3 separate regions of the Homo sapiens genome follow, and regions 2 and 3 are each linked to region 1. The links are chromatin loops, found by intact Hi-C in ENCODE. Cell type or tissue: heart right ventricle. All regions are shown on one strand. Links, peaks and the distances in the headings refer to the core of each region. The heading gives the core; the rest is flanking DNA.

Region 1 (10,916 bases), core at 2,210-7,209:
GACCTGCTGGGAAGTGATTGGCTCATGGGGGTGGATTTCTGCCTTGCTGTTTTCAAAATGAGTGCATTCTCACGATATCTGGTTGTTTAGAAGTGTGTAGCATCTCTTGCTTCTATCTTCCTCTTGCACCTGCCAAGAGGTGGAGCCTCTTGCTCCACCAAGGAGCTCCTGCTCCTTGCTGGCTTCCTCTTCGCCTTCTCGCATGATTGTAAGTTTCCTGAGACCTCCAGCCATGCTTCCTGTACAGTCGGAACTGTGAGCCAATTAAACCTTTTTTTAAAAATAAATGACCCAGTCTCACGTAGTTCTTTTTATAGCAATGCGAGAACAGATTAATACAAGGTGATAATGGGAACCTCTTGCAGTGTCTCTGTAAAGCATAAATGGTTATACACAGGAAGCCCAGTGTCTGGCCCATGAGCCCTTCTGATTTCCTACGTGATTTATGGTCTGGTGGCGTCCCAAGATCATGTGCTTTTATTCCACCAAACTGTTAGGGCCATCAGGACTTTATCGTATAAACTTTGGCATCACACAGGCCTGTGTTTAAATTTCAGTTCCTTGTCTAAGAGGTGTAACTGACCTGTTTCCTTATTTGTAAAATGGGAATAGTAACAGTGATTACCTTGAGGTGATGTTGTAGGGATTATATCAGATGATGTGGCTATAGAGTCTAGCTCTGTACCTGGCACATACTAGGCTCCTAAAGCTGTTAATTCTCCTCCTCCTTCCCTTCACCAGTCCCTGGCTGTGAGAACCTGCTGACTTCTCTAGTCAGTCAGCAACTTCCTGATCAGCCACTCTTTTAAAACTGCCTTTTATTCTAGCAACAGGGCAGCAAAGAAAGGCAAGCTGTTTATTAGCTATTCTTCCAGATGCTCTTCCTCCTCCTACCCCCACCCCTACCCTCTGACAGGGTCCATGGTGTGGTGTTCCCCTGCATGTGTCCATGGTCCATGTGTTCTCATCATTCAGCTCCCATACTCATAAGTGAGAATACATGGTATTTGGTTTTTGGTTCCTGCATTAGCTTGCTGAGGATAATGGCTTCCAGCTCCAGGTGATGGAACGATCTGTGCAGCAAACCACCATGGCGCACGTTTACCTATGTAACAACCTGCACGTCCTGCACAGGTACCCTGGAACTTAAAAGTTGGAAATTAAAAGAAAAAGAAAAAAAACAAAGGTAAGCTGTCTAGTCTTCACTCAAATTCTGGGAAGCTCTTGGCCACAGTCTCCTAGTGGTGGTTATCCAGAAGAAAATGGGCTGAGTGGGTTCCTGCCTCTGAACAGCCTAGACCTAGGGTATAACTCACTTTGCACTGGTTTTACTTTTTTTTTTTTCTGCAAGGAAAATGCATGCATTTTTTTCCATGCTCTTCCTGCCCCAGGATCTCTCCCTCCCATAGGGGATGACAATAAAAAAATTACTTAATAATATTTTAAAAACATGGTAAAGTGGACTTTATTCAAGACCATTGTGATAGGTATAGGACCCACTGCAATGGGCAAATGGGAAGTTATAGCCAAGCGACAGGGTGGGGTTCAGTGGATAGAAAACTACTAAAAAGAAACATCAAGGATAAGAAGGATTTTGGCTAAATCTTCCTAACAACTTTTGCTGAAGACAGGCCAGGGTGAGCAGACATTCCCTGGAGGACAGAGGAGGATGAGAAACCTGGTCAGATATTGAGGGTGATGTGATATCACAGGTAGGGAGTTCTTGCTAAAATGAATTAGCAGGATTCTCTGCTAAAACTGAATTTTATAAAGAATTGCACAGATAGGCCTAGCAGGAGCTTCAAGAGCCTGACAAAAGTTTGACCAAGCAAAGAATCTTTATATAAGGACAAACACTTGTTTTCCTCTTTTGCTCTCTGAAGTGGAGGCCTTTGGCTTTGCCAGCTTTCTGGCCGGTTGACCCACCAAACACAGCAGTGCCTCCCCTTGCTCACGATTTTCCTGAGGCCACTCCCCACCCTCCCAGGCTCTCATCAGCTAAGTTGCTTTGTGCCAACTCTGCTGTGTCCTCTTGGCCTGGGATGGCATTTCTTTCTTGGAGGCCTGATTAGTTTTTGCAGTAGCATAAGCTTCTCTTTCAGAGACTGCATGGCTCTTGCCAAATTAAGTTACTGTCACAGTACAAATGAGAGGTCTCTGGAGTCAAATTTTATACTGTTTGGTACCAATATGGTAAATATTATGCCCAATATCTAACCTAGTGCTGCAGAATTGACCATTGTTTCATAATAAAAATTAACTTTTCTCCAGCACAGTGCCAGGCTGTGTGCTCAGCACTTAGCATGATTTTAAAAAAATTAACACTAAACCCCATGAGGCGGATACTATTATTGTACCCATTTTGCAGATAAGGCAGTGCTTGAGGTCTAGAGAGGTGAAGTAGCTGCAAAGACGATTAAGTCAGAAAGTGACTAAGTTAGGATTGAAAATCCATCTGCCCTACACAAATGTTGGGGCCATGAAAGTGTCTATTGATATTTCCTTTTTTAACTTTGAAGTTCAGGGGTATATGTGCAGGTTATTACATATGGAAACTTGTGTCCTAGGGGTTTGTTGTACAGGTTATTTTATCACCTGGGTATTAAGCCTAGTCCTCACTAGTTATTCTTCCTGATCCTCTTCCTCCTCCTTACCCTCTACCCTCTGATAGGCCCTCGATAGTGTTTATTTTCTAATTCTTGATCTATTAGTTAAGGAGAATGGATGTTTCTTGGTGCAAGAGTATTTTTTGCCTTTCTCAGGACAGGTGGGTTCTGGGCCTGGCTGGTCAGGGGCGAAACATGGGTGTGGGTGTCACAGACAGGCAGACGCTGAGGGCCCAGTACCTGGAGGAACTGTGAGGGGGCCTGGAGACAGCCTGAGGCACCCTGCAGTCTTCCTTCCTTAGGCTCCCCAGGGAGGGCCTGAGAGCACAGAAAGACAGTAGGACTCCGGGCCTCGTGTAGTCAGTTTACTCTTCAGCGGAGATCACTGATCCTGTGCTCCACACGGCACAGTCAGAGCTGCAGGGTGCTTTGCCAACTCAGCTTTCTTTTGAATCCCAAATTACTGGGAAAAAACTTATCTCAATTGTCTTTGTCAGGATGTCCACAGACCTCTAAATGGTATTTCCCATTAAGTACTGTAGTCTCCCCAGAGTACCCTCGAGAAGATGACTCTGCTTGGCCAACGCCAGAGGTGGGAGGGATTCTCTGAGGTCATTTCCATCTAAAGGGCACACCCGCTGGTGTGAACATGCTCACATAACAGTGCTTCTTTGCACAGCTCAGGTCTGCTCACAGGCAGGTCCCGCAGTTCCCTGGCTGGTCAGGGTAGGACTTGCGAGAATCCCAAGATGACAGGAAACAGCATGGGGCTACCTGGGACAGTGACCTCTCCCACACTTAGCAAACACACGGTTTCTTGCTCCTCCCCCAAGGTATTTCCATTCATGGATACGAGTCTTTTATTTCCCTCTTCTTCCCCTTCTGCATGTTTTCAGAGATTTCAGACATAGGGATAGCCTGAATGGTATTTACCAAACCCTGGGGCAGGCTTCCTTTAAGTAAGAACAATGCAGAGAGAACAATAAGGAGTTGGATTTTTTCCTTCTAGCATGGGAATGCCTGACTTTGGCTCTGGATGGCACACCTCCAACAGGGATAATAGCAGCTGAACACAGATGCCTCTGGCCACCACGTGTTAGTTATGGAAGCCACTGTGGTTATTGTGAAGCTGACCCACTGATCATCAGCCAGGTCAAACATACCAAAATCAGAGTGGATTCAAGGTTATCTCTACATCAGTGTGCTTTTGAAGTGTGCACAGTGTACTACCCTGGGTCTACCCGTGGGGGTTTCTTATGTGGGATATTGTCCTGTAGGTGTATATTGCAGTTAGGGAGGAGAACAGATTGAGAATAGCTGATAGACTCTGCTGACAACACAAGACAGAGTGAGCTACAAACAACCTGCCATGAGACCGCAGGGAGAGGAATGATTAAGTCTGACATGAACCTCATACACAAATGGGAAACAACAGAAATAAAACATAATTGGAATCGACAACTGATCTTGAACAATAAATAATGCATATCGATGAACAATCTTTGTGCTGTTCTTTGCAGTATCTCTTGGATATCTGTGTGACGTCACCATTCATTCAATGTTTTCTGTAAACTCACTTCTGTGGATGCCTAGTGAACTAATTTTCTTATTTCTTAGTGTTTAGCCAGATTTCTACTCTCTGAAGCTTAAGAGTTAAAGTATTTATCTTTTTATGGTCAGGCATGAGTGTATGTAGCAACAATAGCTCACTTCCTCCTGTTTATAAAACTGCGACAAGAAAGCAATGCCTGCACAGCCTGCTGGAGAGATTGATGAGGACGCTGGGAGCTGGCAGTGACACAGGGAGCGGAGAGTCCTTAATCTTCCAGCAGAGCCACAGGCTCCTTGGGTTTTCTGCATCCAGTGCACCGAATGTTCTAGCAGCAGCAGCCCTGTTAACCTCTCAGGAGAGGCATTTGAATAAACGCTTTTGAACTCATGTAGTATATTTTATCTGTAAGGACGGAAGTACATAGTTCACCCTGACATCCTGTGTATTTCAAATTACTATTGATGAGTGCTAAGCTGACATGTTTTGGAGGATAATTTTCCGGTAGCTAAAAATAACATTTTAGATGCTTTTTGTAATAGTATGTGAAATCGGTCCAGGTATTATCCTTCTTTTTGTATGATATGAAGGCAATGGCCCCAAAAGAAAATGCGTTTGAGGAGATGTCCTCATAGTTGCTATCCACACTATTCATCCTGCATTTTCCTATCAGAATGGCATGTTTGCATTTCTAAACCCACTTAATAACTGCTAGTGTATTTTATTTAGAGAAAGGAGCAGGATGGTTATTATTATCCTTTTATAGAGACAGAAATTGAGGACATGGAAGGGATCCATGTTGGAAGAGCCAACGTAGAACACATGTGTTGTATTTCCCCTTTCAGCCAGGATACAGAAGGTAGTATAATGAGTGATTGAGTCAAACACACCATCACTTTCTCTTGCACAAATAAGGCAGCTTCCACAAAGGCAAATCCTGCTGGAGAGCACTTTTAGGAAGACTTGTGGCCAGTGGAAATCTGTCCACGGCCCTCTAAAGGCTATTGTAAAAAGGGATGTAATCAAGAGACTGTATTCAAATAGCAGCAGGATTCAACATGATGGGAAGTTTGAATATTACTTGTTGAGTACTTAGAACAGAAAAAAAAAATCATACCTGGTGTCATGAAAGCAGACTCAGGATGATTTAGTCTTATTTTGGACAGAATGAGGTGCTGCATGTGGTTTTTTTTGTTTTTTATTTTGTTTTGTTTTTCCTTTCTGAACTCCCACTGCTAGAGAGAATACATTTAATATTCTTTTGAAATAACTTTGAGATTACACCATCCTTAAAAGGAATTTTGCGTGTTTAAAAAGTAATTTAAAACTCATTATAGAAAACCTGAAAAGCACGATGAGTTGATAGGTGCAGCAAACCACCATGTCATGCGTATACCTATGTAAAAAACCTACACGTTTTGCATATGTATCCCAGAACTTAAAGTATAATAAAAAAAAATTTTTAAAAACCCATCAGATTCACTCCTGTTTGCCCTTAGCATTTCATGTCTGGACAATAAAGGCACTTAATAAATATTTAACGATTTAATGGAATGAACCCACAAAACTACCCAGAAATAATCTGTTCATATTTGGCATACAGTGTAAAATGAAAATAGTTTTGTGTGTTTTTATATAAACATATATAATATATATAGTATATATATACTATATATCCATATAGCATTTTCTCTATATATGTATATTATATAAATCTATATTATATACAGATATAGTATTTTATATATACATACACACATATGTATCATATGGGCACTCACAAAAGATAACTAGATTTACTCCACAACAAACGCTGACTGTGAAGTACTTTCTACTCTTCTTATCAAACTGAATTCTCCATTGTTTTCTGACATCAATGGGGGAACAATTAAAATGTAGTATTGTTGACAAAGTAAGCACTTCTTTCTCCCATTCTCATTCACATCCAATATTTAATACCACTTTTGATATATCCTGAGAATATTACCAGTGTCTACCCCTTTACCACATAACAGGAAACATTCTTTAAAGGGTTTATTGCAAAGAATTGCTTTATGTGATTGTGGGGACTGAACTGGCAAGTTGCAAATCTGTAGGGCAGACCATTAGGAAGAACTGAAACTGCTCTCCATGGTGATATTTTTTTCTTCTTCAGGAAGCCTCATCTCTGGTCTTCAGACTCTTCAACTGATTAGATAAGGCCACCCAGATTATCTAGAAAACTCAGTGTTACTCAAATTCAACAGATTATGAACTTTAACCACATCTACAAAACACCTTCACAGTAACACCTAGATTTGTGTTTGAGTAACTGGAGACAGTAGCCAAACTGACATGTCAAAAAGAACATCACAATCATCAATACCTTAATCCAAGCCAGCACCACCTGTCATATAGATGGTGACATCTTTCTGCTTCCACACTTAGACAGCTACCATCTATTCTCCCTTCAGTGGACCACAATGTGCTAATAATATGACCGTGTTTTCCTCTCAATTTCCTACTTAACTAACTCAGTTTCAGCCACATCACACAATTTTGGTGTTTCTTGCACATGTCAAGCATACTCTTGATCAGGGTTTTTGCACCCTTTGTTCCCTCTGAAGCAATCTTCCTCCAGATAATCACATGGCTGACTCTCTTGCTTAACTCAGGTCTTAGCTCAAAGTCACTACCTCAAAGTCATAGAAAAGTATTAACATGATGATTAGGAACTTGGACTCAAGCCACATGGTCTAAATTTTAAATAATGGCACCACTTTCTAGTCATGTAGCCTTGGATAAATGACTAAACTTGCACACCTATCACATACTATTTTTGTGAGGATTAAATGTTTTAATATATAGAATAATAACTATGTAAGCACAAGCTTTATTCCCTGGCCGTCTCATCTAAAGTTGCACTCCATTGCTGTAATCCCCATGCCATCCATGCTTTGTGTTTCTTCCTTGTCCTTCTATATTGTATTGTAATCTATGATTTATATAAATTATCATTTGTTTTCTCTACTAGTCTTCCATGAGGACAGGATCTTTGTCTCATTTATTGTTCTCTCCTCACTGCACAGAGCAGTTCCTGGTACATTGTACACATCTGGTAGATGTTTGTTGAATGCATTAACGAATAAATGACCGCCAAATATAATTTATATAGTAAATTATATTTAAGTATAGCAAATTGCATTACATCTTTTTTTTCTGTTTATACAGGTTGTAGTAGTTCCATTTTATCCAGCATTTCTAATGTAACCTTTAAAATCTAGCATTCTGTTTACGAATCTCAAACTCAACACTTAAAGCTCCTATCTTCTGGCCATTAGAAACCCTCCAGTTCGTATAGGCATTGTGCTGATTCTGATTTATCCATCTACACAGTCACCCACCAAGCCAATGTGCTCCAGCCCAGATCTCTGGTATGGACCCCTCTCTCCTCCCTTTCCAAAACGTGGTTCAGAATTCTTCCAAACAGTAGCCTTCCTCTATGTCTTTTTTGGTCCGCACTATGTTATTTTATATATCATTGCTTCCTTAATTTAAAATTTAGTATTTTGGACCTCTCAAAGACTTCTGTGTTATTTGTTTTTTCCCCTCTTTCCTTTATTTTGTATTCTAACTAGAGGAAGCATGTTGAGAACAATGCATATGTTTCTTGAACTTGGAATGCTGCCCTTTAGTTTGTAGATTCTCACTCAATCCTTCTCCAAGGACTTGGCTCCAGTCCCAGACCTTTCATGTTGTGGCTGTGTGACTTTAAGCAAATCACACACATAAACAATATCTGTTGTACAGTTACCTCACAGGGTTTTTATTCTTCTAGTAATTTATCATCCAAACTTTTTAGATAAAACTCTTTGAAGTAAAAATTTAAAATAGTTAAACATCTCAAATTAGGCCAATATAATGACCTATAGTTTATCAGTCAATAATACTATTAGGTCATTATATTGGATCTATAATATAGTTTATGTTGAAACTATTTTCTTAAAACAGTATCTATAAAACTAAGAATAACACATTGTTTAATTCATGCACATTAAACAAAAATCCTGTTTGTTGGTTATTTGAAAATTTAGAAAAAGGCTAAGTAGGATGTTTCTTGGTTTGTATTCATGTATTTCTGTCAGTGCCTTACCTATCTCCTTAATGATGTGTATCGTTATTTCCTAAATTCTCGTTTCTAAAAATTATTTTCACTTTTTAAAAAGAAAAGTGCCTGCATTTTGCTTCAAAATTGTATTTAATTGCTCAAATGCCTCTTTTACATAAACCACAATATTTTGAAATCTTAGGAAAACATTTCAAAATATTTACATGCCTGATCACCAGGTAAAATCAGAGCTAATCATGCTAAATGGGAAATATCCTCAAGTTTATTTGTTTCACAATTGAAGCATATAAATATTTCAGCCCAAATATTTTCATAGGCACTGGCTTTTTGCCCTTATATAAAGTACTGTTGTTTGTTGGTCAAATATGTTTACAGACAAAACTTGTCAACAAGTTGTTTCTACTTGTGATTATTTTGAATATTTTGTCAAACTCACATAGTTCACCAAATTATAGGCTTTCTCAATATAGTTCCAGCACAGAATATAAAATTTATCCAGTTATAAATAGGAACTTGCAATATTCTCAAACACGATTATAGAAGTACAGAACTAAATCTCATACACCATTTTAGCTCTCATCTGTCAATAATTTTGGGTCTTTTATTTTGTGAAGGTGATTATTCTCTTTGTAAAATTTGCATCGATAATTGCAAGTTCTTGAAAATTTCCAAAACTGCTAAAGCTTCAGCTTGTTAGGTTGCCATGGATAAATGATATGTACCACATGGCCAAATTTAAGTACATTTCTCATCTTAACATTGCTTAATTTATTAAGAATGTGGCTTTTACCAAAATGCTATGCTCCACTAAAATTTCTGACTGCATTATTGCTACAAAATCAAAATGTTTTCTTAAAAATGAATTTTAATGAATTTATAACTATTTGCAACAATGACAGATAGCTTCTACCTGAATAAACTTCTCCAAGCTTAAATTTCATTTCAATAACTGGATGGAAAAATAGAATATTTACTGAAATATAGTAACAAGTAATTTTGCATTGAAAATATGTGATAGCCCTGATATAAAATGGCATCATTTCAATTTAAGGGGTTGTTGCTACCATTGCTACTGTACTACTTCTATTATTATTATTTGGCAAATAGAGCTAACATTAACAGCAAACGCTTCACTTTTTATGTGTATGCAAAAAATTTGGAATCAAAACTAAGCAAAATTAATTTAGTAAAACGGTTACTTGATCTAAATGAAACATTCAGCACTTTCTGCAACTGAATGAGGGTTGTGACTTTGGGCCACTGTCTTCTCTAAATAACAACTGACTTTGTAATAGATACTTCTTAGCAAGTTTGCATCTCTTGGTTTTCCTGTGGTTGATGAAATCTAGACACTGTACACATGCATCATCAAACTTCTTGGTTTTAAAAATTAAATGTGTATTTTTAAGCTCACTGGTGTCAAAGATTTATTTCATAACAAAAAAAAACCATTAAAATACCCAAGTAACAAAAGACATTTGCACACGCAATAAATGATAAAACCTCGGAAGCAAGAGGATTCAAGCTTTTGCTTTTATGTCTTGTCACACCTATTTCACATACCTAACTTGTAATTTCCTAACCTGTCATTCTCATGTTCCCCTCTGTTCCCCTGCCTGGCAGCCCAGCTGCTTTGAGCTCCTCCCAACACAGACAGCAATCAGGTACACCAAGTGACCCGCGGGGGCAGAGCGTTGTGCCCTCCTCCCACCACTGTCCAAGAGTCCATGGGGTTGCTGTCCCTACCTGCTCCTGTCACAGAGCCTTAATTTTATCTTTGAGTGCCCTGCATGCAGTCCTTGAAAGGGAGGTGTTAATTAACTGGTGTCTGTAAAGTGCTTGGAAAAGAGAGAGAGGTCCCAGCCAGTTAGTTGTCTTGTGGGTTTAACCACGTTTCAATAAGCACTCTGTTTCCCTGCACCTGTGACTCAGACACTTCCTTTGTAGGTTCTGGAAGAAGCTCAAAAGACAATACTGATCTACCAAATCCAGCTTAGCTTATGTTAGTGCAAGTATTAAGGTAATACTTGATTAAAATATGGAAAATCCAGGCCAGATGTTGGCCAAACCAGATAAGATCAACGAGTATGCTGGAAGAGCAAGGATAAACCAAGACACATGGCTACTCTATTTATGAGGATAAAACTACACATGAGAAAACTTTATTTGGGGAGAAAAAGGAATGCTTATATATGGTTGGTGGGAGTGTAAATTAGTTCAACCATTGTGGAAAGCAGTGTGGTGATTCCTCAGAGACCTAAAAACAGAACTGCCATTCAACCCAGCAATCAGGTTACTATGTATATACCCAAAGGAATACAGATTGTTCTATCATAAAGACACATGCATACATATGTTCACTGCAGCACTATTCACAAAAGCAAAAATATGGAATCAACCTAAATGCCTGTAAATGGTAGACTGGATAAAGAAAATGTGGTACATATAAGCCATGGAATACTATGCAGCCATAAAAAAGAACAAGATCATGTCCTTTGCAGGAACATGAATGGAGCTGGAGGCTACTATCCTTAGCAATTATGCAGGAACAGAAAACCAAATACTACATGTTCTCACTTATAAGTGGGAGCTAAATGATGAGAACACATGGACACTAAGAAAGGAACAACAGACACTGGGGCCTACTGGAGGG
Region 2 (10,916 bases), core at 2,416-7,415, 110 kb before region 1:
CTGGAAAAGACATTATTTCATTCCTTTTTAGGGCTGAGTAGTATTCTATGATGTATATATGCCATATTTTCTTTATCCACTCATGGGCCAATGGGCACTTAGGTTGGTTCCACATCTTTGCAGCTGTGGATTGTGCTACAATAAACATATGAGTGCATGTGTCTTTTTTTTATATGGCTTCTTTTCCTTTGGGTAGTGGGATTTCTGGATTGGATGGTAGACCTACTTTTAGTTATTTAAGTAATCTCCATACTGTTTTCCATAGACGTTGGACTAATTTACGTTCCCACCATAGACATTTCTCAAGAAGACATACAAATGGCCAAAAATCATATAAAAAATGCTCAATATCACTAATCATCAGGGAAATGCAAATTAAAACCACAATGAGATTCCATCTTACTCCTACAAAAACGGGCATTATTAAAGAGAGTCCTCTTTGGTCGGGTGTGGTGGCTCACGCCTGTAATCCCAGCACTTTGGGAGGCCAAGTCGGTGGATCAGGAGGTCAAGAGTTCGAGACCAGCCTGGCCAACATGGTGAAACCCCGTCTCTACTAAAAATATGAAAATTACCTGGGCGTGGTGGTGGACTCCTGTAATCGCAGCTACTCGGGAGGCTGAGGAAGGAGAATTGCTTGAAACCAGCAGGCAGAGTTTGCAGTGAGCTGAGATCGCTGGCCACTGCACTCCAGCCTGGGCGTAAGAGCAAAACTCCGTCTCAAAGACAAACAAACAAAAATTCTTCTTTTGTTTAATTATCTGTGACCTATTTCTCCAAGCACAGTCCCTTCTGTGTAGCCTCTGATTCTCTGACCACTCTGATGGGTCATTGTCAGGTGAAGTGGGATCTCTTACTGGTAGTATTACTCCAGCTCTCTCCTCAGTTTTCTGAAATAATGGTATGATTCTGTACCCTACAAGTGGTATTCCCCAGTCAGATAGGGAGCAGGAGTGCCTTTGCTCAAGCCCTTCCTCCGGGATGGGGTACTCCTCTCCTTCCAAATAAATATTACAAGTACAGCTTCAATGCTGCCTCCTCTACTGACAGAACTCGTTCTCTCCAGCAGGCATCTCAGAATTTTTCTGAACATTTGACAGACGTAATCATCAGGCCCAAAGAGGAGACTGGGACTTCACTGTTCTCTAATTATTTTTGGGTAACTTATATTTCATTGATTTTATTTTCTTATTATTAGAATACATATTTATTGGGGTCCTGTGGGAGATGATTGAAGATTTAGAGCCCACAGTCCCTGCCCTTAACAAACTTCCAGTTTTCTGGAGGATGCAGACAGGTCAACGTTTGCAGCTCAAAAGGATAAGTCTACTTAAATTCAAGTTGTTCCAAATGGAAACTCATCTCCTTTTCCCAAACTTGTTTCTTCTCTTAATGTTACCAGAAGTTAGTCCCACAGTGACTTATGTCCCTCACCTTGGGGTCACCCTTGTCTCTGCCTTCTCCCACATACCTAGGTCCAATTATTAATGATCAACTCAGTACTCTCAGAACTTGGATGAGTTCTTAGAGTAAACCACACTGTCTCTTCTGCCTGAGTATTCTCCATTAGTTTGGCAAAACTGGAAGAAAAGCATCTATGAAAACTAAGGTGAAACACATGGAAAGGTTGCTTGGAACCCACATGAGCTATAGATTTTATTAGTATTATTATTATTTTAAATTGCAGAAAACCCAACTTGAACTGCCTTAAACAATGAAAACACTTCATTGGTGAGTTGAAAAGAAGGTGAGGGCAATCTTCAGGTGAGGGTTGATCCAGGGCTCCAATGATGTGGCCAAGATTCAGTTTCTTTCTTCATTCCTTCCTCTTCTTCCTTGATGTATACTCCATTTTCTAGCAGTTTCTCCCTCCAGGTCTCAAGAGGGCTCTAGCTGCTTCTGTGGCTACATATGTCTTGCTTTAAGTCCAGAAGGGATGGGAGAGAATCTATTTCTCAGAAGTCTCAGTGGAAATCTCATTGACTCTGGTTAGATATGTGTCCATGCCAGAACCAATCACTATGGCCAGGAAATGATTCATTTAGAATGGGCCAAGGCAATGAAGGTTCACCCTGGGCTTGAAAGTGAGGCCAAGATCACTCAAGTCATCATAAGGAGTAATTGTCCAAAGGAAGTTCAGGTTGTTGCAGCTGCTGGGAATCTGAATGCCCAGGAAGCAGGAAATAAATTTCTCTCATAGGCCCTGATCAAAGAATGCCAGGAACAGCATGATACAGTTTTAGACTGAAGGATGGTGGCAGGAAGCCAGTGGAATCTTTGGGTAGAAGTATGGCAAACTTGAAAATTGCTAAGAGAGTAGATTTTAAGTGTTTGTATTGCAAAAAAAAAAAAAAAAAGAAATGTTAAGTATGTGAAGGTAATGCATATTTAATTAGCTTGATTTAGCCATTTCACAATATCTATACATATATCAAAACAGCATGTTGGACACCATCAATATATATAATTTTTATTTGTCAATTAAAAAGAAGAATGAAAAAGATTATTCTCTCCTGATTTTTGGATGGAATAACGATGAAAGGAAAGAGATTTTAGAAGCAGGTGGGATGCTAATGAGAATATGTCAGTCCTTCGAATAAAAGCTTGGGAGGACTTAAGCCATTTCTGTGGCACGGAGAATAGAAAATTGCGATTTAAATAAACCCCATCAAATAGATTACTGTCCATTATCAGTGCGATAAAACCTTTTGAGAATTTGTCAAGGAGTATCTACATATTTGAAATAAACAACTTGCTCATTGATAATCTGCATTTTACTTATGGACTTTAGGATAAATGAAGCCATGATTCATACAGTCTCTACAAGGAAATTGAAAAGGAAAACCTTCCCCAAGAGGAAGATGATGTCAGAAACATGATACTCAACTACCTTATCGCTGAGTTGTCCTAGGGAATAGCAACTTCGTTGTCTAGATGTTATAATTTCTCCTCGATTTACTTTAATTAATGAGGCAAGTATAGACATGCTTGTCCAAATAAAGATTTAAAATTGGAGGGACTCAGAACACCAGAGTATTAGAGCTAACAGGGACCCGCCAGTGTGATTTATCTTATAGATGAGAAAACAGGTTGGGGAAGGAAAAGAGACTTAGCTGGCAGCCACCCAGAGAATCAGTGGCTCAGCTAGTGCTATTCTAACAACTTATCCTAGCTTTGTGCCTCCCTGAGGACTAGGACCTTTGCTTTTATTCCAATTTCAGAGGCAATTTTAGGGGAACTCCCTGAAAAGTGTAAACTGAAAAAGATGCCTGGGAGCCTGGGAGTTTCCTATGTAGTGCTCTAGGTGGGAAACCTTTGCTCACATAAAGATGACTGTCTTTATCAAAGGTGGCCACTAGATGGCAGAAAAAACCCATGTACCTGATATGGAAGCATATGTTCCAAAGATTTTGAGACTTGAGTATTTCTGAGACCAGCTCATCTGCCTGGTGAATATAGAAAATTAGGGATCATTGTGATATCAGTCCACCCCCATGTAAATCCCCCAAATCTGTACCTCTCTCCAGAGTCCTGTGGTTAATCTCATCCTTCTCGTCATTAAAACCCATAAAGGAAACAATTTACTTTGAAAACTATTTTATAAAAAGCTTGAATGACTATTAAGTAGCATTTTATGGTTTCTACTAGGATTTTCTGCATAACAATAGAAATTATTTGACAACTCAAAGTGTGAATGAATCTCTGGTGGCCAGAGTGGTGTATGAAATAATTTTGGATAAGGGAGAATTCATCTGCCTCTGAAATCAAGTCAATGGGGAAAGCCAGGTACTTCCAGTAATAAAAAGAGCTGATATTTACTCAGCACTTTACCATGTGCCAGGCACTGTGCTAAGCACTTTATAGAATAAATTTATTTAATCATCACAATAATTATATGATGCAATGCTCAGTAAATCTGTTTTACAGAAAAGTACACAGATCTCCACAGAGTTCACGTAACTTGCTCAAGGTCATATGGTTAGAAAAATGCTCGTGGCTATTTTCTTTTTATTTATTTATACTACATGGAATTAAAAATATGGTGCTTTGTGTTAGTATAATAAGGGTTTTATGAATTCAGATGAAAAGTAATTGCTCTCTTGACCCTGTGACACGTGTGCTAAAAACCTTCTCATTATTAGACCATTAGAAAGAGTAGATATGGTAAAAAATTTTAGCTGTGTTACAGTAACTGTGACCATAAATTAATGCTTAAGGAAACACTGTGACGATAGCTAGGACGATGTCAGCAGAATATTCTAAACCAGCACTATCCTGCTAGCTCCAGATCACGTGACCCTCTGTAGTGCCATGGGGTGGCTAAACCCATGTCCTAGGGGCTTCAAGGGATCCAAGGCTATCCTCCACCCCCTCCACAGGCAAAACATCACCCACATTCTTCCAATCTGATGTCTTTTTCTGCTGGCATAACTTGATGTTCAAGAGCTTCCTGCAGCAGCTCAGCATCCCTGGGGAGGAATGAGCTTTGTCAGTGCTGGGATGTCTGTGTCAGGGTCCTGTGCCCAGAGAACAGCCTCCCCACTCACTGGCCCATCTCCTAAAACCCACTATGGTGGTCAGGATTCTTGGTTGAAAGTAGGAGAAACCAATCCCAGTCATCTCGTTGAAAAAGTGGCTATGAAATCAGTTAAAGTTAAGTCATGGCGGGCATGATGGAAAATGGCTGAACTCCAGGAAAAATGGAAGCAGAAACTGGAAAGAAAGATTCTGAAAACTCTTTTTCTCTGACACCCAACCCCTGCCTATACTTCTCTCCATGCATCATTATTCTTGTTTCTTTGCCCACAACTTTTCCTGCTTCTTAGTAAAATTCCTGGCCATCCACAGCTCTAAAAATTCCCAGCCATCCACAGCTCTAAAAATTCCCATTAGGTATTCTGCCACACAAGAAAATCTGACTTGGCCCCCATTCCAGGTTCCTCAGGAAAATATATTGCTAGGCTTAGTTCTGGGGCAATGTTATGCAAAGACCTTAATTTTTCTTTATCTCAGGCCATGCATGATTTAGAAGTTTTTTGTTTTGTTTTTCTGTTGTAATGGGGCTGTTCTTGCTTTCTTTAGATAAGGCTGTATCAGCTCTTTATAACCTGCTAATTTCAAGGGACTTAATACGTTGGCTGTAATTCACATTTTCAAAATTGGGAAAAGCTGTGTCTTTTGAGATAGAAGTGTTCTTTTTCTTTTAATTCCTGTTTTGCTTTATTTTTTTTCCTCCCCAAATATTGGCATACTATTTTTTCAGGTGTCACATAGCTCTTTGACAACAGAGATTACTCAGTTTTTTTTAAATGAACATTATCTCCAGCTTCTCAGCTGCGAGAAGTTTTTTAGTTTTGCAATTTTTAGGGGTGCTGAGAGCCTCCTACCCGATGTGCCCTCAGTCTGAATCACTGATGCTCTCCTGGGTACTAGGGATTCTTGATTCTGTACTGCAGGGGGCGCTAGCACTCCTCCTTTCTCTAAGCCTGTGAGCAGGTAAATCTGCTGGTGAAACTGACAAGTGGTCACCATATATATTTGGCCTCAGCTACGTGTTTTTACTGCCCTTTCTTCCTTGTATGCCCACCCAAGCATGATGGGAGGTTGACCTGTGACACTTGTCTGGTGTCCTGGTAATTGATAAACGGAACCCAGAAGCAGGTATCAGAGACCAAACGACTAGGGTCAAACCCTAGACCCCTAGAGAAGTCTCCAAGTTCTCTGTGCTGCCTCAATCATCATCCAATTCTTATTTCCTGCCAAGCCTATATGAACAGAAGATTAGAAAGAAGGATCAGGGTGTGATGTGGCTCTTCCCACTGTGAAAAGCCCATACTTCAACCTTTTAGAGATTTTCCAGGACCATCTTTTATGATGGATGAGTGCTTCAGAAGGACAGATAGGCAATCTCTTTTGCTGGCTGGATGTGTCTGCTTATATAGGAAGCTTGAAGAGTGGGAAAGAGAATTTGACATAGGCAGGAGGAAGGAAGGAAGACAGAGTGCTGTGGCAACCTGGTAATTTTGGAGGGACAAGGTCGTGAGTGTCTCATGAATCAAAAAGAGTCTACTGAACAATTAGGTGGTCTTGAGTATTTTGCTGGTTTTGTCTTATAAATATCATTAATTATTATAAACTCCCTTTCCCATACCATAAACAAAAATCAATTCCAGATGGGTTGTAAATGGATTTTCCAGATGGGTTTCTCACTGTGAGAGAGAAAACAATCGCGATGCTAGACAGGATTTAGGAGAATATGTTCATAACTTTGTGGCTGGCAATAATTTCTTCAATGGGCCACACCCACATACAGTATGCGTTCAATGCTATACAGTGCAAGGTGTTTTACATAGTTTAATTTTCTACTTACACAGTCCTGTGAGGTAAGAACAACTCCTTACTTCTGAGTCTTGGAAAATTAAAATTCCATATTTGACATTTTTAGGGAAACTGAGAAGCCTAATGGGAGCCCTCTTCTAAGCTCCTGTCTCAACTCACAGTTGGCTGCAACAATATTTGTAGTTAAAATCAAGACTCTTTTCCAACAGAAGTAATAGATATACTCAGACTAAGAGGAAAAAATATAATATTCATTAAGCTCATATTATGTCAGGGATTGAGCTAGCTTATTTACAGACACTACCTGGCTCAATCTTTATAGCAATCCATGAGGGAAATATAATTATGCCTATTTTTATAACTGATGGAACTGATAGACAGGTTAAACCTCCTACCCAAGGTCACAAAGCCAGCTACCAGAGGAGCCAAAACTGAGATCCAGATAGTCATCTTCATTTATTCCCCATGAAACCAAAATGATGGAGATTATTTGGCTTACACCTTTTTCAGAGCACGTTATCTGCCATTGGTCTCCACTACAAGACAACCTCAGTTTTCTTTCCATTGAACTGCAGACCTTCCATGTTCTTCCCTTCCAACAGCCATCCAAAAAGGTTATTTTTCGATTATACTGAGAGATGACTGGGGCTAGACTTATTTAACTTTTGGAATTTTCTGCTGAGTGATTTTAAATGGTACGTCTGGCTACATGACTATAGGTATTCTGTGCTTGATATTCCAGAGTAGTGATCAGTGCTTCTTTTAGAAACAGATTTGAATTTTCAATTTTATCATAGAATTGGGACAAATAAGATATAGTACCATGGGGCATAAGTATAATACACATTTTGCTGTTTCAGGAAATATTTTTCTTTATTGTCCCTCTCCCCCAGAAAAGGTTCAGAGGCAGAGAAAATGCAACTGATGAAGATCATTTATTCTATTATTTGATTCAAGCCTTTGTATTTTTTTACCTTTCCTTATTCCCCTCCAAGATTATACAACACACACTTTTCTCTAAAATTTGTCATTCTGCCTCTCCCCTTCCCTCCTTCCCTCCCTTTCTCCCTTCTGCCTCTCTCTCTCTCTCTCTCTCTGTAAGCACCAAAGACTCAAGCCAAGAAGTACTTGGTAGACTGCACTCAAGCAGGAGCCCCTTCTTTGTCTTTCCCTGTTCCACTCCTTAGAGATGATTAGAAATATGTGTGAAACCTAATAAGTCAATCTGTAGCTACATTGGAGGACCAGAAAATTGTATGCGATCCCTAAAAGTCTGAAATCAGAAAGGATCATATTGAAGTGGTGATAGCAAAGCAAAATGCGTTCAGGAATATTAACGGGAGCTCAACTACAAAATACGGGTATCATCCACACTCTAAACCTAGAAATTAGGGAAGCTGGAGCCATCTGATGGGGGGAATTTTAGGGACTACATACACAGGAGCAATCAGAGTAGATGGTCCTTGTGCATCCCTCCCCTCCTCCCCTCCATTGTGTCTGTGTTTAAGTCAGAACAATACTGGAGGTAGAGACAGTTCAATGGCCCAGGTGGCCAACAATACCTTGGAGAATCAGAAACGGCCATGCTGAGAGGAAAAGTCACCTGAAACAGCCTCTACCTAATAGCCTGCTCCATTGTCACTGGAAACTGTGCAGGGCATACGTCCGTAAGTTACTTCTACGCTTTGCTTCCTTCAGGTGTCTACAGAAGCTGGGGCAGGAAGAGGAAAGTCGAAGGAGCTATCCTTGAAAGATGAGTTCACTATTAAGAATCACTAGAATACTTTAGTACTAATTCTAAAAAGAGAATCTACAAACTGAGTAAGAACGGAGTTTATAATGAGGCAAATGTTGGTAGAACAATCAGAATAAGACTTTTAGTATAATTAGTATCCTTAGAGGGTTAAGGGAGAGTATCACCATAAAATAGAAATAGAGGATACAAAACACGAGCAGAAATAGACTGCTCTGAAATAGATGCAATGAAAGAGCCAGGAAACCATCGCATTGCAGTCCAGAAAATAGTCACTCTGAAAGGAAACAATTCTTTTCCAGATAATTTTGGTTTTATTGAATTTCACTGGACTTTTAGGAAATGTGTGGACTTACCATAAGATTTACAAGACCTGCACTGTGTATCCCTATCCAATATTGCTGTCATTGATTATCTTATATCCTTGATAAAGAAGACACAGGATCCCATCCAATTGAGAGGCTATCCTGAGAGCTATGTGGTTTCCTAACTCTGTCTTTTATTTTATTATTATTACTATTATTATTATTTTTGAGGCAGAGTCTCACTCTGTTGCCCAGGCTGGAGTGCAGTGGCGCCATCTCGGCTCACTGCAACCTCTGCCTCCTGGGTTCAAGCAATTCTCCTGCCTCAGCCTCCCAAGCAGCTGGGACTACAGGTGCGTGCCACCACGCCTGGCTAATTTTTTTTGTATTTTTAGTAGAGACGGGGTTTCACCATGTTAGTCAGGATGATCTCAATCTCCTGACCTTGTGATCCACCCGCCTTGGCCTCCCAAAGCAAAGGGATTACAGGTGTGAGCCACCACGCCTGGCCCCTTACTCTGTCTTTTAATGAAACACAAAAGACACTATGTGCAATGGTGTGATTCATTAATATTAAGTGTCAACTTGACTGGATTCAAGGATTTAAAGTATTGTTTCTAGGTGCACCTGGGTGTTGCCAGAAGAGATTAACATTTGAGTCAGTGGACTGGGAGAGGAAGGCCCACCCTCAGGAAGACCCACTCTCTACGTAGGTGGGCACCATCCAATCAGCTCCCAGTGGGGCTAGAAAAACTGGGCAGAAGAAGGTGGAAGAAGCTGACTTGCTGAGTCTTCCAGCTGTCATCTTTCTCCAGTGCTGGATGCTTCCTGCCCTGGAACATCAGATGCCAAGTTCTGCAGCTTTTAGATCCTTGGACTTACACCAGTGGTTTGCAAGGGGTTTTCAGGCCTTCAGCCACAGACTGAAGGCTGCTCTGTTGACTTTCCTACTTTTGAGGTTTTGGGACTTGGACTGAGCCACTGCTGGCTTCCTTGCTCCTCAGCTTGCAGATGGCCTATCGTGGGACTTCACCTTGTGATCGTGTGAGTCAATTCTCCTTAATCAACTCCCTTTCATATATATATATATATATCCTATTAGCTCTGTCCCTCTAGAGAACCCTAATACAAACGGTAACTGAGACTCTGGAAAATTCCAAAGGAATACATGATGATTTTTTTCTCTCTCTTCATTGTAAAAGTTATATGTAGGCTGGGCACAGTGGCTCACGCTTGTATTCCCAGCACTTTGGGAGTCTGAGGCAGGCAGATCACGAGGTCAGAAGATCGAGGCCATCCTGGCTAACACGGTAAAACCCCATCTCTACTAAAAATACAAAAGATTAGCTGGGTGTTGCGGTGTGCACCTGTAGTCCCAGCTACTCGGGAGGCTGAGGCAGGCGAATCGCTTGAACCCGGGAGACAGAGTTTGCGGTAAGCTGAGATCATACCACTGCACTCCAGCCTGGGCAAACAGAACGAGACTCCATCCAAAAAAAAAAAAAAGTTATATGTAAAGGAGTAACAATATTTTTTAAATGTTTTATTTTGGTTTAGTTGGCCGCAATTTAAAACGTTTTTATTTCTTTCCATATATTTATAACACAATAACCTTAAAATCCTCAATAGATGGCTGAATAATATAATGGACATACTTGAGTAGTGAATTGGATCCAGCTCCTAGAAGGGAGGGGAAATGATACTTACAGGGTAACCCAGATACTGGGCCTTTTTCATTCCCAGAGGAAGCTTCCATCAAGATATGACAAGCAAGAAGTTTGGCCTTACTGACTGCTTTTGAATTGTCTGTCCTTTCAGGAGTGCAACCTTTCCCCAGTTTCTCTGGACCACATGGCCTCTTCTCTTCCCCCAAAGACTTTTTTGTTTGTTTGCTTTGTTTTTTTAAACAGAGTTCCACTTTTGTTGCCCAGGCTGGAGGGCAATGGCATGATCTCGGTTTACTGCAACCTCTGCCTCCTGGGTTCAAACAATTCTCCTGTCTCAGCCTCCTGAGTAACTGGGATTACAGGCACATGCCACCATGCCTGGCTAATTGTTATATTTTTAGACGTATTTTTAGTAGACACGGGGTTTCATCGTATTGGTCAGGCTGGTCTGAACTCCTGACCCCAAGTACCCACCTGCCTCAGCCTCCCAAAGTGCTAGGATTACAGGCGTGAGCCACCACACCTGGCCCCACCAAAGACTTCATATTTTTCTATTTTTTTTTTCCTCACCCGTGGCCTCAGGTCAAACCCCAAAGACTTCTTTGTTTGAGTCTTTCTTTGCAAATTTTCATACGTGTCCCTCAAAGCAGTATTTTAACTTCTGAGTCCTTCATCCTGTTAAGTAAGATTTATGGGAGGTCACTGCTTTGGACTGAAGTCCATCTCAACAGACAAGACTGAACCAGAATGGAGTCACTCATGCTAGGAGCCACAAAATCAAACAGAACCTAGAAAGTGCCCATTTTCCAAAAACCAGGAGATTCAGAGCAACCAAAGGGGCTCTGTCAACCT
Region 3 (10,916 bases), core at 2,949-7,948, 58 kb after region 1:
CCACCACACCTGGCTATTGGTAAATAAGTCATGTGATAGTAGGTACTGAAGATTAAAACAAAATCCAGGGGGGCACCCTTCCAGGCTTTGTGAAATTCAGTGGGGGAGACAAACCTCTAACGACAGTGCAGGAGGTTCAGTGCTAGAGCCCTTGGGGGTCCTGTGAGCTGAGAGAAGGCACCTCTAAACCGGAATTGGAGGTGGGGGACAGTTTCCTAAGGGTGGTAGTCAAGGGAGGAAAGAGACATTTGAAGATTGCTTCTGGATCATGGAGAAAGAAGAATAGAGATTTGTTCTGAATTATGGTAATTAACTAGGTTCATTAGGGAAGTAAGACATATTTATAGAGAACTTGCCATTGTTAAGTGGTTCAACTTATTGTGAGAGGAAGAGACAGTGTCCCAAACATGCGAATACATATACTAACAACATGAAACTCTTCTGTCTTTACATGTATTATTCTAACAGTTTTATAATCATAATTTGTCTCTGGAATTCTGAAAATCTGAAAACTAAAGGCCACTTTAACCTTGCCTTTGGAAGTCAGAATTATTTCTTTAGAGTCATGCCTTACCAAAGGGCACCTCTACAGAATATGTTTAACATTGATATAGAGGCTCAAAACCATACAGACCATCTTGCCTTGGCTTCTGGGTTCTTCTCTCTGCTTCAAGTTAGTACCACAAGCTTTTTATTCATAACAAAACCACAAGGTTTTTATTCAAGACACTCAGTTTCAAATTCAGGCAGCCTGCCTTCACTCAGATAACAATCCTCGGAGCATGAACCACTATTGTGCGAATTTTAAAGAGGCATAGGGAAGGACAAAGCAAACAGGTGGGGATTGTCCTGTGATGGTGGCATTTGAGGACTGCCCCTTTGATGGCTGCTATCAGGCACGGTGCAGAGCTGGGCAGGCTCCAATGCGCTTGGTGTAGTGCATTCTTGAGATAACATCACCGGTAGGAATGAGGACCATGGCTGGTCTTGCTACTGAGTTTTTTCCAGCTGAGCAAAATGTTTAACAGAGAAGTTGAAAGCCTGCAGACTAAAGAACCATAAAATGACGGTCTGTTTATGTTTTGATGATTTACTTAGCCTATTTTTCCCCTCCTGTTAGTGCTGCAGGTTTTAGAGAACTTATGTCTGATGGTTTATCAGGCATAGTTTTACCTTTATTGTATAACTAATCACTTTCCACATATCTGGGAGACTCTTTCCCTTTCATCATCATCACCTTGATACTAAAATATGTTTGATTTAGTGTCTTTATTAGGACTGTCTGACAACAGTTATTTTCCCTCACCACCTATGATTAGCTGGCATTATGTAGTTGGGCACCTGCAGTGCATGTCAGGGTCCAGCTATGTGAATTTCTCTCTTTCCCTCTTCACCAGGCAAGACACTGTCATCAATCAAAAGTTGACTAAATTTACTCATGTTACTGCTGGCAAATAATTCCCCTTCCCACTTTATAATAGTCTAATTCCATTTCTTACAAACACAAAAAGATGAGGAATTTAGCCACATTACCAATTTTCAGAGCATGGAAATAAACATTTTTTGAAATGGGATAGCAAGAAAGAGAATTCTAAGGATCATTCTTATCTGAAAGGAACCAACTGCAAAATCATGGCAAACCACATTTGTAAGAAAAAAAAAACCCTCAGCATATTGCTGAATGAAGTTCTATAGGAATTCTGACATGCCAAGGACTCTTCCCACAGTTTTTCCTGCTCTCAGTTGTGAAATTCTCCATAGTTGAGAAACCCCATCTGTACCAAAAATACAAAATTAGCTGGGCATGGTGGTGCATGCCTGTCATCCCAGCTGCTAGGGAGGCTGAGGCAGGAGAATTGCTTGAACCCAGTAAGGGAGGTTGTGGTGAGCCAAGATGGTGCCATTGCACTCCAGCCTGGGCAACAAGAGTAAAACTCGGTCTCAAAAAAAAAAAATTCTCCATAGTTTATTTCATTGTCTGCTTTTCAGTAACCCAAGTAACTCACAGGGTCTTGTATTTTTTCTTTGTTTAAAATATCAATGTTGCAAAAAAAAAAAAAAAAAAAAGCAGGGGCACCAGGATGCTCTGATTATATTGTAACTGGTTCACCTTTAAAAGTCTTTGTACTCTTTAAAGAAGTCTGAATGTCTCAGAAATTTCTAGAAAATCTTATTGCTCACTTAGGGTATTTTTTCTCCAGCATAGACCTTGATATCATAGTCATTAATGGCCTTATCTTTTTTTCACCTTTGGCACTTAATTGATTAGAAGCTTCCCAGAAACATCCATCAGCACCCCCAAGAGGAAGATGTCTGAGCCCCCAGAGAATCAATACATGGAGATCTCCAGAGGTTTTCCACGGGGTAGAAACATCGACAAGGACTTCGGAAACACACCACTTGAATACCTTCAAGGTGAAGCTTTTTAAAAATTTTTCTTTTTCCTAGGCTGCTTTTCTTCTTATTTTTGCAAGAAAGTAAAGCAAGAGAAAGAATATTTGCCTTTGTCTCTGCTTCATGACTTTTCATATAATGATTAAAGTTCTAGCATGTATTAGTGCTTGTTATTATTAAAATGTCTTCCTCACAACTAAACCTACAGCTAACATGTGGCCTTTTTGAAAGATATCACAATAAAGCTTATAGAAGAAAGCATAGGAAAATATTTTCATGACCTTGGGGTAGGCAAAAATTTTCTATAATTGGACACAAAAAGCACTAGCTTTAAATGAAAAAGTTGATAAACTGAACTACATTAAGAAGTTCTGTCCACCAGTAAACATCATTGAGAAAATGAAAAGGCAAAATACAGCGTGGAAGAAGTCATTTGCAATGCATTTATCTGCCAAAGGACCTATACCTAAACTGTGTAAAGAATTCCTACAAAACAGTAAAAAAAAGAAGAATCTTTAAAAGTGCACAGACCCTTTATAAAAAGACATTCAAATGATCAATAAATGTGAAAATATGTTCAATGTCTTTTATTCATTGATAAAACAATAAATATAAAAATAATAAAAGCATAACATTATATAATCTATATGCCTACCAGAATGGCTAAAATAAAAATCATACTAATAAAAATCATACTAAAAACATTCAAATGTTGGTAAGGAAATGGAGCAACTGGAATTCTCATACACTGCTGAGAGGAATGTCAATCAGTATAATCTCTTTGAAAACTGTCAATAGCCCTTAAAGTTAAATAATTGCATATCCTACAGTCCAGCCCTTTTTCTTCAGGTGTGTATATATCTCTTCACCAAAAGACATGGATACAAATGTTCTTAGAAGCATTATTTCTGATAGCCCCAAACTGAAAACAACTCAAATGTGTATCAACACTACAAGGGATAAATTGTGGTAAATTTATTTAATGGAACATCATACAATAATGAAAAAGAACAAAGCATTTCTACAACACAATGCTGATCAACTTCACATACATTATGATGAGTGAGAGAAGTCAGATAAAAAAGAGTACATAATTGTATGTTCTCCTTTATATCAAGTCCCAAAACAGGCAAACCTAATTCTATTTTTTTTTTTTTTTTTTGAGACAGAGTCTCGCTCTATGACCCAGGCTGGAATGCAGTGGCCCGATCTCCGCTCACTGCAATCTCCACCGCCCGGGTTCAAGCAATTTCCTGCCTCAGCCTCCCGAGTAGCTGGGATTACAGATGCCTGCCACCACACTTGGCTAATTTTTGTATTTTCAGTAGAGACGGGGTTTCACCATCTTGGCCAGTCTGGTCTTGAACTCCTGACCTTGTGATCCACCAAGCTTGGCTTCCCAAAGTGCTGGGATTACAGGTGTGAGCCATCATGCCCAGCCGCAAACATAATTCTTAATGTTAGACGTCAAGGTAGTGGGTATACTTTGTGGAGTAGCAACTATAAGGGTACTGTGGGGGTTTGAAGTTATAGTAACCTTTCAGTTGTTGAATCTCATGGAGTTAGGGGAAGAGAAAAATAAACTCAAAGATAAAAAGTCATGACATTTTTTGAATCCTGCAGAGATATACTATGGAAGAAAATGTCAACTAATATTTACATTTTTTAAAAAAGCTAATTAAGTCAAGATGTTTATTTTTTATGAGAACAGAAGGCACAATTAGGCAGAAAAGAAGCATTTTATAATAAAATTGTCTAATGTTTCCCTGGAAATCATTGAATGGCAAGCAAAGATCAACATCTAGACTTACAGCATGAGGCTGAGTCTCTTAGATTCTATGTGGAAGAGACTTCTTGGTCCTGTTCCTGAGCTCACTAGATTTGTTGCTCCCCAAAATTTAGACTTGTCAACATTTCTTCTAATGCTTCAGGTCATTTTCCAAGTGACGTGAGAAACAGTTATTCACAGAGCAAGGTTTTTCTGGCATACAACTGAACAGATCTCAAGATCTTTTACAAGGCCAAATTTTGAGGGCATCATGATTGATCATCTATGACAGGGCAGAGGGAAGAGACCACTGCGACTCCCAGATTTCTGGGTTGGCCATTCTAGTGGATGGAGGTATCCTACACCAAGGCAGAAAACAGGAAGAGCGGGAAAGACTTGCAGGCTACGAGAGCATGCTATTGTACTGAGTCTGCATTGTGGGTGCCTGTAGCCAAGTTGGTTTGGAATCTCTAGAGAGTGATTTGGGTTTGTGCTACAGAATATGGAGTAGTCAGTAAATTGGTAAGTCTTAATACTGCTAATACGACGAAATACGTTATTGTTACATTTACACATTGTTTTTAAAAATATTTTCTGTGGCAACGAGTGAACTACAAGTTAGCAGATTCAGTGTCCTAACTTGGCCCCCAAGCTTCATAAACTTTCAATGAAGAACTGTGGATTTTCATTTACTTTCATGGTAGGTGATTTATCTTAGAAATATCTTAAAAGGAGCCAATAATTTGCTGTATTGATAGATTCATTAAACAGAATGAAACAACTGGACTTTTTAATATATACTTTTTTAGTTAAAATTATTATCTTCTAATGATCAAGATTATGGGAGAATTGAAAAGATAGATTACATGTATGTTCTTTTCATTGTACAGGAAAGGGGGCACTATATGATGCCTTAGGGTGTTGAGTATATTTTAAGGATATTTTAAAAGTATTAGTAGTAAAGGTAAAAATTGAAATTAGAATTTGTAAACTCAGAGAAGAAGCCAATGTATGTGGAGTTTCTCAATGCAAGCCCAAGCATTTGTATTTAACAGTAATTCAGTGATTACAACACATTCATCACAAATTGAGTTTCTGTTAATAGTTTAGGTGGGGAACAATGCTAGTGGGCTTTTTTTTTTTTTTTTTTTTGCTAATCTTGCTTGTACTTATGAATCCTTTATTCTGGTTGATTCTCTGCTCTGGGTTATTATGTAACAAGTCATTTTTTTGCTCTTATGGTTTAAAATAAACAAATATATATATACATATATACATATATATATATATATATTTTGAGAGGGAGTCTCGCTCTGTCGCCTAGGCTGGAGTGCAATGGCGCGATCTCGGCTTACTGCAAGCTCCACCTCCTGGGTTCACGCCATTCTCCTGCCTCAGCCTCCCGAGTAGCTGGGACTACAGGCGCCCGCCACCACACCCGGATAATTTTTTGTATTTTTGGTAGAGACGGGGTTTCACCATGTTAGCCAGGATGGTCTCGATCTCCTGACCTAGTGATCCGCCCGCCTCGGCCTCCAGAAGTGCTGGGATTACAGGCGTGAGCCACCACGCCCAGCCGGTTTAGATAAATATTGATATACCTTTTAAAAAGTTGAAATGAAGATGATAAGTCATAGAAGTACAACTGTAAACACCAAAACTTTCAAAAATGTAAAGGGTTTAGAAAGTACGATTTCACCGGTTTCTCTGCCACAAACATTGGCTATACACACACACACACACACACACACACACACACACACATACACACACACGAATTATGCTTAGATCTTCCTTTTACTTTATTGATGCGTAATTGTACATATTTCTGGGCTACATATATTTCATTACATGTATGGAACATGTGATGATCAAGTCAGTGTATTTAAGGGGTACTATTTTTATTGATTTATATTGCTGTTAAATTTTAAACCTTATTTATCTTGCATGAAGATGCAGAAAATTTTGATCACAATGTTGCAAAAGCATAATGTATTTCTAGTCACGACTGTATTTTATTGTAAAGTCCTATTCAACTTTTGCTTTTTTAGAAGAGCCATTTTCTCAGATGTTCCTTCTTTATGTTATATGTCAGCAAGTCATATAAAAATCATTACCAAACTGTTGTTGCATAATTCTCTAGTCCTGGAATACTTTTGCGTTCAGGACAAAATAATAGGAATTAAGAGGAGAAAAAAAATCTTGATCTGCAATCAGAAAGATTGTTAATTTCCTTCCTAAGTGACCAATTGATTTGAACCAGCCATTCAAAACTTGGGTCTTTAAAAAGAAAACCATTTTAAAAAGAACAAACTATGATTGATTGCGCATTGATATAAACATGCACATGGGGCTAGTTCTTCAGTCCAGAGATGGAAATATTCCTGTTGGAATCACAGAAAAAGAGATGCATTTAAAGGGAGCCTAAGGCAGTGGAAGCAAGAGAATTGAGGGCTGGGAAAACAGCTTGAATTGCATTATTTGAATGTTATTAGAAGTGTATGTGTCTGTGATGCAGTTTTAGTAGTTTATCTTAAGGCAAGGTGGCCTGTAAAATGCAAGATAAAATCAGCAGAAGCCAGTGGTATAACCTTGGACTTCCACTTAGACCACAACGTGGACTTGAGAAGCGTGCATGCATTCCTGGGTTTTCCAGAAACAGAGTTAGACATTATTGATTAGGAAGAGCACAGGCCTGACTCAAGAGACAGATTCTAGCTTCAGTCTTGTCAAAGAGCTGGCTGGACTTGGGCCCATCACTTCACCTCTCTGGACTTTATTTCCCTCAGGGGTGATTGTCCACATGTTCTCCAAGGAACCTCCAATTCTAACACCCTGAGACTAGTTGTAGGCTGACGTGTTGCTGTGAGGAAAGGATTCGTCAAAGTGTTTAAACAAAATCATGAGAGGACAGGACATGAAGTAAAAAACAAAAATCATTAAGTGCTCTTAAATCATGTCCTCAAGGTCATCTGCAAACACTGTGCATTCATTTATTCACCAACAGATATTTATTGGGCAATGAGCATGGCCCAAGCCTATGTTGGGTGCTGGGGCTAGTGGAGTGAAGGGAGTATCTATCTGTCTGCCCTTACAGAGCTTATGCATAGGTGAGCAGTTATTACGGTAAAGGCTTGTTGCGAAAAAGCTTAAGGTGCTGTCAGTGTTAGGCAGGGGCATCTAAACTGAGAGTAAAAGGAGGTGTTATAAGAACGAGATTGTGTTCTTTGCAGGAACATGCATGGAGCTGGAGGCCATTATCTTTAGCACGCTAACACAGGAATAGAAAACCAAATACCTCACTTATAAGTTGGAACTAAATGATGACAACACATGGACACGTAAAGGGGAAAAACAGACACTGGGACCTATCTGGGGGCGGAGGCTGGGAGGAGGGAGAGGATCAAGAAAAATAAATAATCGTTACTAGGCTTACCTGGGTGATGAGATAATCTGTACATCAACCCTTCATGACAGAAGTTTACCAATATAACAAACCTGCACATGTACTGCTGAATTTAAAATAAAAGTTAAATTTAAGAAAAAGAGGAAGTGTTACTCAGTGGGGTGGCAGTGGTGATGATGGCTGGGGTGTAGGCAAAGGGAATGGCTGTGCGAAGGGAAGACACCACGATGAGGTCCAGGGACACAAAGACCTTCAGCTCAGTTGGGAGGGGTACAGTGAGAGATGAGAGAAGAAAAGTAAACCCAGCAGACTGCCTAAAACCTGGGTGTTTGTCTGCCTCTCAGCAGGTGGATGGGGCTAGGCAGGGGCAGGTGTGTGGGTCAGGGAACTCAGCTCTATGTCTGCTTCTTGCTCTTGGCTCGTCAGGCACTCTATACCTCTCTAGCCTCATCCCTGTCCCCTCCTACTAGGAAAGGGGACACCTTCCCACCCTTGAGGGGTTTGGGGTGAGGATGAGCAGCTGTTAACACAGGAAGGTGGAAGGGATAGAATCCAGGAATGGGTGTGTTCTCTGTATCCTTGAACTGTGTCTTTCAGGCTTGCAGCTCCTGGGGTGGAGCTCTCTAGCTCAGTTCTACCCAAAGTTAGGACCATACCTGGGTCTCAGGAAGAGGACAAGTGAATGAGCCGTACCTTACGAGACCTCACCTTTTTAAATTTTACAAATGAGCACCTGGAAAGATGCCTGAGATTTGCATATGAGGAGGTACTAAGGGGAAGCCAGAAAGATAACTTGAAGCTTTGGGTTGAATTGTGTCTCCTCTCCGAAATTTATATGAAGTCTTGACCTCCAATACCTCAGAATGAGACCTTATTTAGAAATTAGGATCATTGCAGATACAATGATTTAATATGGCGTGATATGGGAACAGGGTGGCTCCTAATCCAATATGACTGGTGTTCTACTGGTGTTCTACAAAGGGGAAATCTGGGGCAGATACGCACACAGGGAGAATGCCATAAGAAGTTTAAGGTAGGGTTAAAGGTAGGGATGGGGCAATACTGCTACAAGCTAAGGAATGCCAAAGATTGCCAGTAAACCATCAGAAAACTAGGGAAGAGGCGTGGAACAGATTATTCCTCATAGACCCCAGAAGAAACTGATCTCGCCAGTGCCTTGATCTTGGACTCTTGGCCTCCAGAACTGCGAAAAATAATTTCTGCTATTTAAGCCACTCAGTTTGTGGTACTTTGTTACAGCAGCCTTTGTACGCTAATACAGTATGGCAATTGAAAGAATTTACAGTTTATGTGTTTTGTGGGGTTATTTCTTGTCAAACTGCTTAAATTTATAATAAAAATGTAGCTATATGCCTCTAATGAGGTCACTGAAGCCTCATGGTTGTTTAGCTATTAATATGAGATGGGTTATTAATTTAAATTCTGATTTGAGACTAGCACTTGTATTGATAGGATCGACTTGCACAGAACTGTTAAATGTGAAATTAATGTCAGCATATTTTTTTGAGCTTGAAAATAGTGATATCAGGGCTATTTCTTTTGTGCAATTTAGAATTATTACTAAATACATGTAGATATGCCTGTTTATCCCTAGAGGAAGATACACAGAAGCATTGAAGAATGTTATTACCTACAAGTGACTTTGTTGATGTTTTATTATTAAGTCTTTGGGAGTTGGACATAACGGCATTAAAAATCAGCAGAATGGAAATTAAGTTTTTTATTTTATTTCTGACTCATTAGTGACCCAAGGGCACCCACTAAATTAAAAGTTATATTCAGTTTCTCCACATGCAAGCTAAAGATGAAAAATTACGTTATTTTATTCTCTTGATTTTGTTGAGAAGATTAGGGATAAGCCATTTTTTTCTTAAATACAAAGTACATTTGTGTATACAGCACAATTCAAAGACAACATTTAAATATGTTCTGGTAGATGCCCAAAGGAGTAAATCTTGCCTGTTTAATTATGCGATAAATATTATGACTGTTTATACCTAGGGAAGTGAACATAATTATGCACTGGATTTTGTTATATTATAAAAAAAAGCCTCAGTGCATGTGCTTTGTGTTTAAGAAGATATGTGTGATAATGACATATTTCAAACAAGTTAGAGTCATCATCCTTGAAATCATGAATGTAGAGGTCTATTTGTCAGAGTTCTCCAGAGAAATAGAACCAGTAGGAAGTATAATGATATGCAGAAAGAGATTCATTATGAGTGATTGGCTCAGGTGACTGTGGAGGCTGAGAAGTTCCATGATCTGCCATCTGCAAGCAGCAGGTCCTCGAAAGCTGATGGTATAGTTCCAGTCCAAGCGTGAGGGCCTGAGAACCAGGAACACTGACTCCAAGGGCAAGAGAAAATGAATCTTCCAGCTCAAGTGGAGAGCAAATTCACCCAATTCTGCACTTTTGCAAAATGCACTGGGATGATACCTACTGACATTGGTGAGAGTGATCTTCTTCACTTTACTGATTCAAAAGCTCATCTGTCCCAGAAGCACCCTCATAGATACACCCAGAAAAAATGTTTTACCAGGTATCTGGGCATCCCTTAGCCCAGTCAAGTTGACACTTAAAATTAACCATCACAACAGATGTATTTACTTACAAGATTTTATTTTAGCTTTTAAATCAAATCCATTAAAACCGAATTTAAGCAAAAGAAACTAGCCAAAAAGTATACAATCCTATGAGCTTCTAAAATGATATATCTGTATAGCCAGCACTATAAGCAAGATACAGAATATTTCCATCACCCAAAAAAGTTCCCTTTTATACCTTTAAAACTTCCAGCCCCAGACAATCATTGACCTACTTTCTGTTACTATAGTTAATGTTGCCTGTTCTAGAATTTCATGTAAGTGGAACCATACAGTATGTGCTATTTGGTGTCCAGCTTCTTGCAGGCAGCGTATAGTTTGAGATTCATCCATCGCATATATGAGTAGTTCCCTTTTTTTGCTGATCGGTATTCTATTCTATGGTTATGCAACGTTTGTTTATCATTTCACATTTTGACAGACATTTGTTTCTAGTTTTTTGGCTTGTAAGTATAAAGATGATATAAACATTGTTGTATAAGCATTTTATGTTTTCATTTTTCTTGGATAAAGACCTATGAGTGGAATTTCTTCAGCACGTTATTTTAAATATACTTCCTTACCTAGTTAGATTCAAATAAATCTCTGAACATTACTCATGGTATGCTTCCTCACAGTATCATAAAATGTATTATTTTTTGAGGGAGGTTTATTTTAGAAATGCTTTTTAAAATGCAGACTACAAACATTTTGTGAAAATTCCAAATGTAAGTGGTATAA

The links. Peaks named below come from ENCODE experiments on the same cell type or tissue, not always from the same donor. Only the 100,000 strongest peaks of a DNase experiment are listed, where the experiment ranks them.
Region 2: it touches region 1 in a loop (2.3-fold over the local background); 5 of 110 quality-filtered maps call a loop at or near these places.
Region 3: a loop joins it to region 1, with 3 times the contacts of the local background. A loop is called at or near these places in 3 of 110 quality-filtered maps.

What each region holds. Positions count from the first base shown.
Region 1 is chr16:77,056,592-77,067,507 of GRCh38, reverse strand. No RefSeq gene overlaps it. Among named protein-coding and RNA genes, the nearest start is that of MON1B, 130 kb to the left of the region's middle. RefSeq lists a silencer at 2,949-3,152. In heart right ventricle, for the core only: a CTCF peak has its summit at 4,358; a DNase peak (open chromatin) is centred at 4,391; H3K27ac peaks cover 857 bases.
Region 2 is chr16:77,164,383-77,175,298 of GRCh38, reverse strand. No RefSeq gene overlaps it. Among named protein-coding and RNA genes, the nearest start is that of MON1B, 21 kb to the left of the region's middle. In heart right ventricle, for the core only: CTCF peaks have their summits at 3,157, 3,358 (motif pointing right) and 5,453 (motif pointing right); no DNase peak of the experiment used is centred there; H3K27me3 peaks cover 1,477 bases.
Region 3 is chr16:76,999,663-77,010,578 of GRCh38, reverse strand. LOC124903724 (a long non-coding RNA gene) reads left to right here. Exons shown (of 2, transcript XR_007065120.1): 2 at 2,270-2,595. Among named protein-coding and RNA genes, the nearest start is that of MIR4719, 140 kb to the right of the region's middle. In heart right ventricle, for the core only: no CTCF peak of the experiment used is centred there; no DNase peak of the experiment used is centred there.